2 separate regions of the Homo sapiens genome follow, and region 1 is linked to region 2. A link is a contact called in ENCODE Hi-C data. All regions are on one chromosome and are shown on one strand. The core of a region is the stretch at or near the end of the contact, and the rest is flanking DNA. Distances in the headings are between cores, read along the strand shown.

Region 1 (4,018 bases), core at 845-3,344, 240 kb after region 2:
TTACCTCGAGCCAGTGAAGAGGAAGGAATCGTGGTGTAACTGCAATGTCCGTCCCTACAGTGAAGCCTGCCACCAGGTGTGAACGTGAGAATTATCTTACTGTCAATAGTTTGAAAGACTGACTGGCTGCGAAAGGAAGAAAATGCAATTGAGCACTGATGGTTAAAAACATGTTTTGCTAGAAAATTCTTCATTTGTATACCTTTCATGGAAAACAACTAGAGTGTGGTCTGTAGACTGACATACAGTGTTACTATACGGTAGACTGACTTCCAGCTGACTGGCCTTACTGAAGCTTGTGACACTGCTCTAGGCTACGGGGGTTGACTGAGGAGCAGAGAAATGCTGTTCCTTAGGGAACACTTCAGTGGGGCGGATTTGGGGCAATATCATGGCCAGCACACATTAATAGAAGCCAGGCAGGTGTTGTCTTGAAAAAGGAAATCATTCTGCTCACCACAGTAGTTTGTCGCCTGTCAAAGGAGTCCTTTCTGCTTTACAGGGATCAAAGGTAAGGAAATGGCCACTCTCACACCTGATCACTAAGCTAAGGGGACGTGGCAAAGGGGGCCACCCGAGGGGCGGAGGGGACCAAGTGACAACTCAAGCCACCATCTGACTCATCTCCCGGAGCGGGGACAAAGTGTTGTGTTGACAAAACTCTTCCATGTCCACAACCACTGTGAGGTACTTCTGACCCTAAGCCAGCAGAGGAGGAGCCTCTAGCTGCTCTGTGTTCACTGGCTTATGGGGGTTTTCAGCAGGACGGAGGGCTGCAAGCAAAGATCTTTAAATATCAGCCTGTGCCTGTGGCCCCTGCAGCGTTTCCTTGTCTTTATCACTATGGAAACCCATGAGACACAGCACGAAGACAACCAGGTGCCATTTTCTCTTTAGATCCTTTAATCCCCCGAGGGACATCAGCCGTGAAACGACTCACACCACTGCAGCAGCAGGGGTAAGGCAGTGATCGTTCTAGAACAGGCTGAAGGCTGTGGAAACGCAAGGCTGAAGTACCCAGGTGGATTATGCAGCATCCACCGCTGGCCGATGACGGGTGCCAGGTGTGTCTCAAGGAGGCTGGCCCACGTCAATCTAGAGGCGAGGCCATTCAGCCTGCTGTTTGTGGAACAGTGAATTTTCCAAAGGAATAAAGTCTCCTGCACTGTGCAGAACAAGACACACTAATAACAAGAGGATCTGACATCTGAGCATAGAGAAATGATTAACAGACTGTGGTTGCTTGACTGAGTCCACAAAATATGCCAAATGCCTACCACAGTGACACCTTTTATTTTAACAAGAAAGCTTTTCAAGTATACTGGGAAGGGCTGGGTTTGTCATTTGGGAGCTGAATCCACACCGTGGTAGTCGGCAGAGGGTGTGGAGGACCCTCTGGGAACATTTGGGGACCCATATTCAGTTTGAAATCTGCCCATTCAAAACTCTTTCTGTATTATATGAGTTGAAACGCCACATCCCCCTCCTACAATAGGCTGAATACAATATTGAAAACAAAGAAGGAGTGCAAAAAAGTGATCAATACAAAAAAAGTAAACATATCAGTTTTAATTGTCAAGATTATTCCAGGGCAAGAGTTCATTTCCAATCACTTCTCTCCGGTTCTTGTTCCTAAGCGGCCCAAGCCAAGATGATCATTCCAGTTTATTTTCAACTTTCCGCTGGATCTTCCATGCCCTCCCCAATTTGGCCGATGCAGAGGGAGGCGACCCTGCTGGGTTCACAGCAGCAAATCGTCGTTTAAGTCCAACAAACTAGTCAATCTTGGTCGGCTGGCACCGAACAAACCCATCTCGCTCTGGGTCCCCAGGTGCAGAATCGATGTGTGTTCTTCACCAACGCACAGACCGCTTCTTCACTCCAGTGTTCACTTCCTCCAGTCTTCAGCCGAGAGGACATCTGCGGTCATAAGGCCACTCGGATGCAGTGGTGCTTGAGTTTGCAAGGCAGGACTCCTTTGTTCAGCTGGTAAAAGTCAACCAGCTGGATCAGGTCAGAGAATTTGGTGTTCCCGTCATCTAGGCTGAAGAACGTCTGCCCGTCGTCCTCGCACTGGAGAGACACAAGAACACTTGCCAGGTTAGAGGCTGCCACCTCAGGGAACAGAACGGGGCCCACGGCCAGCAGCAGCTACATCTGCCCATGATTTGATTCCAGAGGGACACACAGGGCAAGGTAGGCTAGAAAACACCAGGGGCGGGAAAGACGGGAGCAGAGGATGTGTGCTGGGGGCTGCCATGTCCCTGAGCGAGGGACAGACTTTGGGTGGGCTGCGGAGGCTGCTGAGGACAGCTAGCTCCCCTGCTCCCTAAGGTGGTCAAGGGGAAGGGCTCGAAGTTGCCCCCAGTTCACCCAGCTCATGAGAATTACATTTACCAGTTAACTTGTAAGTACCCACTGCACACAGCATGCCCCGAGAAGACTGCACAAACCTGGGTCCTCACTATACGACCTCAGCCAACTCCTGAGGCCCCAGGGGTTTACTCTGCTCCATGATGAAGCAACTGTTGGGTGGCTATGAGGGATTAATAAGCTCACGCAGGTAAATTCCGTTCCTAGGTCCCTGAATATGGGGCAGTTATTTTTATTAAAGCAGGGGAATGCCACAGTATCTCCCAGAGAGAATCATATTCCTAACACCTATTTTAACTCAGTGAGTTTTCAGTTGGATGACTGTAGTACAGTGCAAAACACTGCTGAAAGGAGGTCGTGTTGTTCACAGGGAATAGGTCAGCCTTAAGGCTTGGCTAATTAATGAGCTTGGAACCACTTCGTAACTCTAAAACCATTGCTAGAGCTAACAGCACATCCCACAGCCAGTTTTCACACACAGAGGCTGCACACCTAATGCCCTAAGTCCCAAGTTGCTGTTCTTTTGTTACTTGTAGGATTTGGGCATTACACACTCTGCCTACCACGAAAGCCCCCTTTCTTTCTTTTTTTTTTTTAATTTACTCATCCAGCCTAAAATGTCAATCACTTTTCATTTTATATTTTGAGCTAAAAGAATTATAACTGTGTGAATAATATAATGCAGTAGAAGAACAAAAAGGATTGTCTATGCAGCACTTTCCCTAGGACAGTAATTCCTGTATTTGCATATAAGGTTGGCTGGAAGCTGGGAAGGCTGGGCTCAACCCCAGATTCTGTTCCTCACCCCAGTGCGGTGCAGGAAAAGCCACTGACAGCCATGAGCCTCATTTTCCTCACGAGTAAGGTGGGGATGTCAGCACACAGCAGGAAGCAAGCAGCCACAGAAAAGACAGTGCGTGGCACACTGCCTTCCCCTGGCTCACAAAAGCTAAGCAAGACACCCTCCTCATCCTGTATGGTCCATGGCTGCCAGTCACTACACGATTCTTGAGATCATAACAAAGTCCTGGGGGTCAGATAAGCCTGAAGAACTCCAGGTTCAACTGTGTAAAACAGGTGAGTTTAGTTAATTTAAGCCTTCTCAGAGCTTTTTCTTTGCTGACATGCAGATTGAATCTCTGAGAGGAAACTGTCCAGCCAGCCTCTTTTGGTAGAGTTTGGGTTCCACAGGATGCATTTCACAAACATTATCATTACCTGCAGAATTTATCAATTCAGCATGTAAACAGCTGCTATTAATTTTGTGTATTGTATTCTCAACTAAACTGAATTCTTGTAGGCGCTGATCTAGCACTCTAATCATGAACTAGAATTGAACTGTGGCATACTGAAGTGAGAGGTAAACATCAGGCGAATCAAACATAAAGTGCTTTGTCAAAAAAAGTAGTGTTGATTAATGTATTCTGTAATGAAGTTTTTGGAATTGTTCAAAGGGAGAATGGTCTTTAGATCCAAGGACCATGTGGAAGGAGAAACAAAATTACTCTTTGGGAGGCCACTTAACGCTTCTTGGATAGCCCTGGTGTACACCAGGACAAATTACAAGACTCCTCAGACTCCAGCAGCCAACAGGCAATCCTGCTGCACAACTCCTGCCTTCCAGACCCACGTGCTCACAGCTGCT
Region 2 (4,049 bases), core at 360-2,859:
AGGAAGCTTCTGAGGCAGAGTCCTCAGGTGAGGAGGGGGACAGGCCTGGGTCTTGGGGGAAGGTGGAGATGACCAGCCTCATGCCTCTCTCCCCAGTGGCCTCAGTCTCCATCAGGCAAATCTTGAGAAGCCTCCTCCATTCTGCAGGCAAATGACTGAGATGTGTGAGCTCTGCTTCCCAACAGGCGGAAATTCACATGGGGAAGGGCACCTGTGAATGGCCTTCTAGAACTATCAGGAAGTTCTGGATTTAGTACCCTGTGAGAGCAGATGGTCCTGGGTGCACTCGGATGATCCTGCCTAGCCAGCTGGATTGCAGAGTGGTCATCATTATCAGTGAGCTATTGAGGGGTTGAGAGCAGTCAGTGTCATGTATAAGGATGGGTTGGGGTACCGGCCAACGCCCGCCTTGAGGCCTGGCCGCCGGATGGGAGGCGAGAGCACAAGAGAGTCCTGGCTAGGTGTGCCCCGCTCTGCAGGGCCACACCATCCACTGGAAACCCTGTGCCCACTGGGCTGCGTGCTAAGAGGCTGTGGCCAATGCTCTTGTCCAAATTTTACTGAATCTGCAGTCTCTCTTAATTCACTCCAAAGTTTAATGTGTTAGCTTGCGAATAAATAAATAAATAAATAAATAAATAAATAAATGGAAAGAAACAGTCCTCAGAAAGTCCCAGTCAAATTTTAATTCCAACAGATATTCAGCAGTTTCCTCTAAGAACAATGAGAGTTCTGGGGCTAGCCAGTGTTTCTCTTGGAAAATAAGGAAGAGGGAAAGCGGTGCATTCATTTAAAAACCTGCCCTAGGGAGGCAGCGTTCCCTGTGAACTCCGAGGCCACAGTGAGCAGAGCAGGCTGGAGGCCTCCCGGCTGTCCTGCCCCTCCTGCCACATGCCTGTGAAAATGCTAGATAAGGACTTTTTCTCAGCAACTTCCACGCTCCTTCAGTGGGGATGTCTTTGACTCAGAGCTCTGCCACTGGTTATCTCCACGAACAGAAAATGCCACAGATGGGTTAATTCACTGTGTTGTTCTCATTTTCCCTCAGTTTCAGGCTTTTCTCTCCTTGCCTGTTTTCCTCGCTTAAAAAATGATGTGGGGGTCCCTAAACGCATCTACCCCGATAGATTTATGTTTTCTTTTCCATTAGTCCACTTTGCGTCTCAGCCCTAAAATTAAGTTTTTGATTATAATGTAAGGAAGTTTTACCATATTTTAACTCTGGCTTTTTAAATACAAAAGAAAAATAACAGAATGGCCTTCTAGAACTATCAGGAACTTCTGGATCTAGTACCCTGTGGGGACAGATGGTCTGGAGCCAGCGCACTTGGATGATCTCTCTCAGCCATCTGGACCATAGAGTGAACTTGTTACTGTCCCTCCAAGGCTGACAACTATGAGCTCATACTCTTCTAGCAGTTTAATTTAGACCCAAGAAAGGCTGTGTGTGTGTGAATTTGTGAGAGTGTGTGAGTGTGTCTTTGTGCCTGTGTTTCTGTGTGTGTCTGTGTGTACATGTGTGTCTGTGGGGTGTGTCTGTGTGTGCACGGCTGTGTGTCTGTGCGTGTGCATGGCTTTGTCTGTGTGTGTGCGCACGCACTCTGCTAAGCTACTCAATGCAATTCCTTACTCTTACTTCCCTTTCTGTCACTTCTCCATAATTCTTTGTATTTCGGTTGGGCTGGTATCTCGCGGCGGCTTCCTCTTTTCCTGCATTCCTATATTTCATTATTTGCTCTTGTTCCTCTTCTAGGGCTTTTACAATATAGCCAGGAGGATGTGGAAACCCAGTTACAAGATGACACACAAGCACAGTGTCACAATCGCTGTGCTTGGGCCCTACCTCCTGGAGACCAGGGTGGGACGGTGTCTCTGGATATGGAGGGAAGGGCGGAAGATCACGGGGTGGCAGAAGGCCCGACTGTCCGGTCTTCTGGAAGCTGGGGTCTCGTGGTCGCTGGGCTGGTGGTGCTCTAAAACCTAGAGTAACCGAGAGCAGGATGACTGCACCCCTGACTGCCGACTCACCGGGCTTCGGAGGGCCATGGGTGTGTGATTCCACTTGTGATCCTCCTACTTCCCCAGCCCACCCTGGTGGTCTCCCACTTCTCTCTCTCTGCCTGTGGAGTGTTATAACCGACTCCTTCTTCTAGGCATCTCCATCCCAACCCCAGACCAGTTCCCTTAAACCACCTCCCACCACAGGACCCCCACAAGCAGGGACCTCTCACAGTTCCTGTTGCCTGGGGACTTCATCTCAGCTTCCAAGGCCTCTGGAACCAGGCCCTGCATCCTGGGCATGACTGTCCCCATGATTCTCTGAGCCAGCCACCACCCCACCACCCCCCCACCGCCAAGTCCACTGCTGACCCTGCTGTAGCCCCCCACCTCCACTTGTTGAGATTCCCTCTTCCTGCTTCTCATTTTGAATGTCACCCTTCTGTGACTTCTCACAACCCCCCTGCCACCCCTCCCTCCAGTTGGCATGGCTTAGTCTTCCTAAGAACATGTGCTGCTTCCCAGTACCCAGGGCTGCTGTGCACCGTGGCACGTGAGTTTCGGTGCATCTTCCTCCTGCTGTTTATAAATTGCAACATCCCTGGACAGATCTTGGATTTTCCCTCTATAATTTCTCTGGAGACTCCCTCGGGGTTTGCACACACATCTGTGGAATGCCCAAGTTGGAGATGGTCCTCCCTGATGTGTAGTGTGGGCTATTCAGAGGGCCTCATTTCATAAACTCATTAACAGCTAGGACGCGAAGACTTGGAGAAGTTAGCTCAGGACACACGGAGTGGGAGGGAGGCAACGAGTTAAGAAATGGGCTTTGGAGTGCCTCGAATTTGGCCTCCACTTTTCTTTTCTACTGTCTTACCTGGTCTTAGGCAGGTCGGGTGACCATCTGGAGTCGGAGTTTCTCTCATTTGTAAAGCGGGGGTGATATTTTTCTCACAGGGCTGCTTCAAGGGTTAACAAAGTTAATGTCTAGGAAGGACATAGCATAGCACCTTCACCTGGTTGCAAGCCCCTGGAGTCACATGGCAACAGCTGTGGAACCAGGTAAATGACTTGACTTACATGTTACACGCTCTTAGTTGTTCGATTTGTAAATGGGAAGAGTGTGTGACCCAAATTAGTCGTTTCCAGATATTTCCTGGTAAATGGTTGTTGAATCATAAAACTAGAAAGATGGGAAAGAAAGGGAGGAACCCCCCTTACTTCGAAGAAGTGTTGTTGATGTGAAGGACAGGACTTTTTGAGACACTCTCATCCTAAGAAACAGCTGATATCTACTAGGAAAAAACATGACATTTGAAGTTTCTTCCTAAGAGATGTGAGGTTTTGACAGAAGTGCCAGGAAGCCAGAGGTGTGTGAGTAGTGGGCCAATCTCGCGTGAAGGCTGTGGGACGGGGCAGGAGAGGGGCAGCCAGCATTTCCTGAGCGCCAGCTAATGGCGGGGACCTGGCACCTTTGCTCTGTGACTCTCCAGCTGTATGGTGACATGAGGCTGGCGTTTTCTTTGGTTTCATACGTGAGGAAGCTGAGGCTTGGTGATGTCCTGTGCATGGCTCGGACTCCAGAGCTACTCAGAGGCAGAGGCCGTCTGTAAACACCTTCAGGTGGTTGGAGGCAGGGTGCTGCAGCCAATGCTGATCACTCACAAGCCAAGGCTTTATTGTAAGGGCTAAATAAAATAACATATGCCTAGCATTTATACAGCACGGGGCTTTTTAGGAAATAGTGAGACGACCATGGAGAGGTGGAGGAAGAGAGAAGGGAAAGAAGAAAAAGAAAAAAAAAGCCTTAAAGAGTTTCTTAAGAGAACTATATATTACAAAGTCCTTGGAGTTTTTTTTCCCTGGTTAGACATAAGTTTACATGAAACGTTAAACGGCTTAAAGTAGCCACATCTCCTTCCTTATGTCTTCTCACAGCCACTTGTGAGTTTCTTATCAAGATACAGAATTATGGCCAAGTGCGGTAGCTCACACGTGTAATCCCAGCACTTTGAGAGACTGAGGTGGAAGGATCATGTGTGCTCAGGAGT

What was found. A loop is a pair of places that touch in the nucleus more often than their neighbours do. Pooled maps may share reads with other maps.
Region 1: a pooled map shows a loop between it and region 2 (4-fold over the local background). The contact joins two enhancer-like sites. A Hi-C loop is called at or near these places in 4 of 37 single-sample maps with no recorded cell type and 2 of 50 pooled maps.

The regions. Positions count from the first base shown.
Region 1 is chr7:50,591,026-50,595,043 of GRCh38, forward strand. GRB10 (growth factor receptor bound protein 10) reads right to left here. Exons shown (of 19, transcript NM_001350814.2): 19 at 1-2,073. The coding sequence ends at 1,927. Among named protein-coding and RNA genes, the nearest start is that of DDC, 28 kb to the left of the region's middle. Within about 2 kb of position 2,095, at least 2 of the 41 ENCODE cell types and tissues checked have a DNase peak (open chromatin) inside an H3K27ac peak, as active enhancers do.
Region 2 is chr7:50,355,007-50,359,055 of GRCh38, forward strand. The region is part of intron 3 of IKZF1 (IKAROS family zinc finger 1); the gene reads left to right. Among named protein-coding and RNA genes, the nearest start is that of IKZF1, 52 kb to the left of the region's middle. Within about 2 kb of position 1,610, at least 9 of the 41 ENCODE cell types and tissues checked have a DNase peak (open chromatin) inside an H3K27ac peak, as active enhancers do.